Linked DNA regions of Homo sapiens: region 1 is linked to region 2. A link is an interaction called in ENCODE POLR2A ChIA-PET data of the cell type or tissue named here. Cell type or tissue: GM12878. All regions are shown on one strand. Links, peaks and the distances in the headings refer to the core of each region. The heading gives the core; the rest is flanking DNA.

The links. Peaks named below come from ENCODE experiments on the same cell type or tissue, not always from the same donor. Only the 100,000 strongest peaks of a DNase experiment are listed, where the experiment ranks them.
Region 1: POLR2A ChIA-PET joins it to region 2 with 7 read pairs; 4 of 35 experiments call an interaction of 5 or more read pairs at or near these places.

The regions. Positions count from the first base shown.
Region 1 is chr21:29,063,527-29,066,451 of GRCh38, forward strand. It overlaps CCT8 (chaperonin containing TCP1 subunit 8), which reads right to left. Exons shown (of 15, transcript NM_006585.4): 7 at 1,442-1,579; 8 at 1-4. Among named protein-coding and RNA genes, the nearest start is that of CCT8, 8.7 kb to the right of the region's middle. RefSeq lists enhancers at 1,407-1,636, 1,657-1,766. In GM12878, for the core only: no CTCF peak of the experiment used is centred there; a DNase peak (open chromatin) is centred at 1,515; H3K4me3 peaks cover 301 bases; H3K27ac peaks cover 813 bases.
Region 2 is chr21:28,879,531-28,882,455 of GRCh38, forward strand. HEMK2 (HemK methyltransferase 2, ETF1 glutamine and histone H4 lysine) reads right to left here. Exons shown (of 6, transcript NM_013240.6): 3 at 2,630-2,720; 4 at 340-423. Among named protein-coding and RNA genes, the nearest start is that of HEMK2, 4.4 kb to the right of the region's middle. In GM12878, for the core only: no CTCF peak of the experiment used is centred there; no DNase peak of the experiment used is centred there.

The sequences.
Region 1 (2,925 bases), core at 306-2,805, 180 kb after region 2:
TTCCCTGGCAAAACAAGTAAACATTCCCTTTAAAATCATTTCACTACGTTGGTGTTCAAAGTCATTAGATAATAGTTGACTGAAGAAATAAAGGTTTGGCAAAAAAATATGAAGATATATGTGCATATATTATGAAGCAGCAGAATACTGTATGTGTGAAATAGAAACTCAGCTTGCTTCTAGAACCCCCTGTCAAAACAGATGCATCTGCTTTTGATAAGTACTTAGGTGGAAAAGTACTTTTATCTATTTATTTATTTTGAGACAGAGTCTCACTCTGTCACCATGCTGGAGTGCAGGCAGGATCTCGGCTCACCGCAACCTCTGACTCCCTGGTTCAAGCGATTCTCCTGCCTCAGCCTCCCAAGTAGCTGGGATTACAGGCAAGCGCCACCACGCCCAGCTAATTTTTGCATTTTTAGTAGAGACGGGGTTTCACCATGTTGGCCAGGCTGGTCTTGAACTCCTGACCTCGTGATTTGCCTGCCTTGGCCTATGCTGGGATTACAGGCGTGAGATACCGTGCCCGGCCGAGAAGTGCTTTTATTTTAAATATGTCAGGTAGGTAGGTGTCCTGGTGTTTGTCTTTTGACAAAGGCTAACTAGTGTTCCCAATACAACATTGTGGTTCTCAAACTTTTTCTAAAATGTGGACTAGGCCGGGCGCGGTGGCTCATGCCTGTAATCCTAGCACTCTGGGAGGCCAAGGCGGGTGGATCACTTGCAGTCAGGAGTTGGAGACCAGTCTGGCCAACATGGTGAAACTTTGTCTCTATTAAAAATACAAAAATTAGCCAGAGATCACTTGAACCCAGGAGGCGGAGGTTGCAGGGAGCCAAGATTGTACCACTGGACTCAAGCCTGGGTGACAAAGCAAGACTCTAAAAAAAAAAAAAAAAAAAAAAAAAAAGAATAAAATACAATAAAATAAAATATGGACCAAATGACCAGACCCCCCTCATGCTACAAAATTTTAAAACTATCAACAACTTGGATTTCAAGAATTCTAGAGATGAAGTCAGCCACTATTGACTATAAACACAAACTTCAAACTTTCTAACATGTATTTTTAGAAACATACTTACCATTTTCAAATTACATTAGCTTATCTTGTTTTAGGATGCTACAGAATGTCAACTTTATTTTCGTGAAGAGCACACAAAATACTCACATTCTCATATTCTTTCACTTGCTGAATGTATAAGCTCTACTAGAAGGGCTGTGTGTCAGATTATAAATAATACGGCCACCATCTTTATATTTCCAGTTTAATGTTCAGTAGTTGAATTAGATATTTGAAGACTATAAATCTGGCATAAAAAAATAGGTAAGATCCTGCAATGTTCAGTTTTTTAAGAAGTACTTACTGGTTTAAGAGCTAACTCAAACAATCTGAAAGTGCAACCCCAATTATTACTTTTAAGGTTTGAAGTCTACATACCTTAGTTTCTGTTATCATGCCATCAAAAGGACAAGAGTACACTGCTATTTTTGCATCTTTGACAGATGTTACATCACCTTCGGTTTCCTTCTTAAAAACCATGCCATGCAATACTGAAGAGGAACTGATACCAGAGCCCTAAGGAATTGAATACCAAACTCATCAGCAATCTCCTGAAAATAACATTACGGTCAAACTGTTGATTCTCCATATACCAAAAATATCCCTTTCTAAAATAAAGTCATAAACCAAGGCAGTGACTCCTGGGATAAGGGGTGGAGTGGTGGACATACAGCACACCCTTCTGCTCGAGGCAGAAATCACTGAGGGAATGAGCTACTTTTAGGGAGGGGAGGTCCTTCCATGTACTGGGAAGAACCAAAGGCAGAGAACTGGTCTTAGCCATTCAGTTACCTAGTACTTGGTGCCAATATACCAGCCACAGCTGTCAGTACTGCAAATACAACACAGAACAAAGCAAAGATTCTGTTCTCACAAGGTTGCATTTAATGGGAAAAGCTGGCAGTACGTGGAGGGAGACAGCAAACATAGAACACGTGAGTATCTTCAGGGAAAGCACATGTACTTATGTTATGCTAAATTCACATTAACAATCAGAATGCCAATGTGCAAAACCAAAACCATTCCACTGATAGGTTTTACTCTATCAAGCACATTTTATCAAAAATATACTTTAATATTTCAATACTAACATTAAAGTGTGAATTCTATTATTGAAGAGGAATAGGACGATTTCCACCCCACTCAAAACTGTCTTATAAGCTTATTATAATTCAGAGTATTATGAAGAACACAAAAAAATTAGTATTTTGCGCTGGGCGCGGTGGCTCACACCTGTAATCTCAGCACTTTGGGAGGCCAAGGTGGGCAGATCATGAGGTCAGGAGTTCGAGACCAGCCTGGCCAACATGGTGAAACCCTGCCTCTACTAAAAAAATACAAAAATTAGCTGGACATGGTGGCATGCACCTGTAATCCAGCTACTTGGGAGGTTGAGGCAGGAAAACCACTTGAACCTGGGAGGTGGAGGTTGCAGTGAGCCGAGGTCGAGGCACTGCACTCCAACCTGGGCAACAGAGCCAGACTCCATCTCAAAAAAAAAAAAAAAAAAAATTTAGTATTTTGTTTATACATTATTCTTAAACCCACAAGACATCACAGAAAATGACTTTATAAGGAGATAATATGTCAATATCCTTTTAAACTTAAATAGGTAGTAGTATTATTACAACTTAGCAACATCAAAATGTTACAAAATAATGCCTCAAAGGCCAGGCACGGTGGTTCACGCCTGTTAATCCCAGCACTTTGGGAGGCCAAGGCAGGTGGATCACCTGAGGTCGGGAGTTCGAGACCAGCCTGACCAACACGGAGAAACCCCATCTCTACTAAAAATACAAAATTAGCCGGGTGTGGTGGCGCATGCCTGTAATCCCAGCTACTCGGGAGGCTGGGACTGGAGA
Region 2 (2,925 bases), core at 295-2,794:
CACTCGGCCAGTTAAAACCTTTTGTTTTGCAAATTTTTTATTCATGATAAAGGATACATGTAATATATATGTACATTTATATTTGAATATATGAATATAAATACCATGGCCTGATATGAATGTGATTTTTAGGGATAGATATGTGTCACAGTTTGTATTTCCATCATTTAAGGTTCCTTTCCTAGGTCTTTTAATAGGACTCAATTACTGACAATTAGGAGTAAAATCAGAGTAGTCTGTGATAGCAGCAGCTGACTGATGTCATAGGATGACATTCATTTGATTTTACAAACAAAATAATTGAAAATATTAATAATTAAATTTTGTTGTATGTTTTACCTCTTGAGGTGGAGTCACTACATAGGGGGGATTAAACACCAGAAGATCAACTTTTTCGGTCAATCTTGGTAGCAAGCCTTTGACCTAAATGTATTCAACAACAGTAAGAATTTTACATTAAACTCTGAATTAAATAACTGACAAATTAATCTTTAAAAATAATCTCCCATGTTTTTGGGAAAATAATGTGTTACGGGCTACGCTTGTAGACAGAAATGAAGTATTTTTATGTTTTCATTCAGAAAAATAATACATGCAATTAAATAAAAATAAGGAAATTAAACTATCAGAATGAATATTAAAAAGCCTATACTCCTCAACAGCACATATATTTATATTCTGGGTTCACTTTTAGAAAATGAAATAAGAAAGCAAACTCTAATTCTGTATAATCTGTATAGACTTGGATATAAGTTTACAACTATATATGCTAACATTTTCACAATTTTTCCGATATCTGTACAGATACCTACCATTATTTACTGGATACTGTTCTATAGTCTCTTCTATCTCTGGTGTTTCACCATTCTATCAAAAACACTTACTTATACTAATTATGGAAACATTAAAGAAATTTTTAGGCCAGGCACACTGGCTCATGCCTGTAATCCCAGCACTTTAGGAGGCCGAGGCGGGCGGATCATCCGAGCTCAGGAGTTCGAGACCAGCCTCGCCAACCCATGGCCAACATGATGAAACCCAGTCTCTACTAAAAATACAAAAACTAGTCGGGCACAGTGGTGGGTGCCTGTAATCCCAGCTACTGGGGAGGCTGAGGCAGGATAATTGCTTGAACCCAGAAGGCGGAGTCTGCAGTGAGCCAAGATTGCGCCACTACACTCCAGCCTGGGCGACAGAGTGAGACTGTGTCTCAAAAAAAAAAAGAAAGAAAGAAATTTTTTAAATAAAAAAAAAAATCACCACGTTGATCTCATGTAAATCACTGGAGTACCTTTCTTGATATTCTAGCTTTTATTAGCAGTAACAACTTCTAATAATATGAAAATAATTTCTTATCTCTTTGGCTTAATTCCTTCTAAGCTACAAAATCATTTATTTAAAAAAAAAAAAAAAAAAAAAAAACCGGAAAGCTACCTACCCTCGTCATTGTAAGAAAAGTGCAAGTTAAGGAGCACAGAAGTATTTTGCCTTTCATATGTCTACCTGGTGCATGCTATTATTATTTTTGCCTATAAAAAGGTATTTGACATATATAAATTAAAAACCTACAAATTTAAAACTGCCACTTGAAAATGTGTGCTGTTAACTTCTTAAAACAATGGTTGTGCAGTTGTCATTTGTTGTTTTTACCTACTGAGGACCCACTGCCCCTTTCTTCTGATTTAATTTCCTTGACTTTTGTTAGGGAAGCTCTACCTCCCATCATTCTCAATCTAAGTGGCCTGAGTAGGGTTTATCCCAATCCAGCTCCTGGGATGGAACTATGAGGCATTTTGAAGCCAATCATCTCCACATTCAAATCTCCTTTGGCCACAGCAAAAGGTTGAGAGATAGGCACATAACCCAAGTTGATCCAGATAACACTCATTCTGGGGCCTCTTCTAGAGTAACTGAATAGAAAGGGCCTCTTTCCTTGGGAAGGTGTTCAGAAATAAGATACAGATATGCAAACATCTTGTTACCATGAAGGGAAGACTGCCTAGGAATAGAGCCACCAGAGAGAAGTTCAGAGATAAGAAAAAGATGTCTATAGCATTCTTAGAGTTCCTGGAAGTAGCTGTGCTGAAGCCATCAATTTTTTTTTTTTTTTTTTTTTTTTGAGACAGGGCTTTGTTCTGTTCCACAGGCTGGAGTGCAGTGGCACGATCATGGCTCAAGGCAGCCTCAACCTCCCAGGGTCAAGTGATCCTCGCATCTCAGCCTCCCAAGTAGCTGGCACGACAGGTGCGCACAACCATGTCCAGCTATTTTTTTAATTTTTATTTTTTGTAGAGACGAGTTCTCACTATATTGTACAAGCTGGTCTTGAACTCCTGGGCTCAAGCAATCATCCCACCTCAGCATCCCAGAGTACTGGGATTAAAGGCGTGAGCCTTTGTACCCGGACTAATTTTTTAAATTTAAGCCAGTTTGAACTGGGTTCACTATCACTTCTGACTGAAAGAGGCCTGAATTGTGGAAAAGGTGGATTACATCAACAAAGAATTTACTTTGTACATGGTATACTGCTTAGTGGGTCAAAAGTTAATTACTTACCAAAGTTTCTTTGACCTAAAGCATCTTAACTTTATTTGAAAAGAAAATTATTACTGGACAAAGATTATCTTACCAAATCTGTAATAACTGGTTGAATGTGAACTTTGTTACAGCGTGCTGTCTCTAGGGTACAAGCTGCTGCCTCAGGGTTGATATCAGTGCACCTATAAACAGAAATGGAAGGAAACTATATCCTATGTCCATAAGGCAAATCTGTTACTGAGTAATATCAAGGTATGTTCCATTAATTCTACACAGAACAGATTTAGAAAAAAAAAAATTAGAACGTATTCAATAATGGCAAAGAAAAAGAGAACAAGGATTTGTTCTATTGATGAAAAAGACTGTTATATTGATACAATGTCCAAG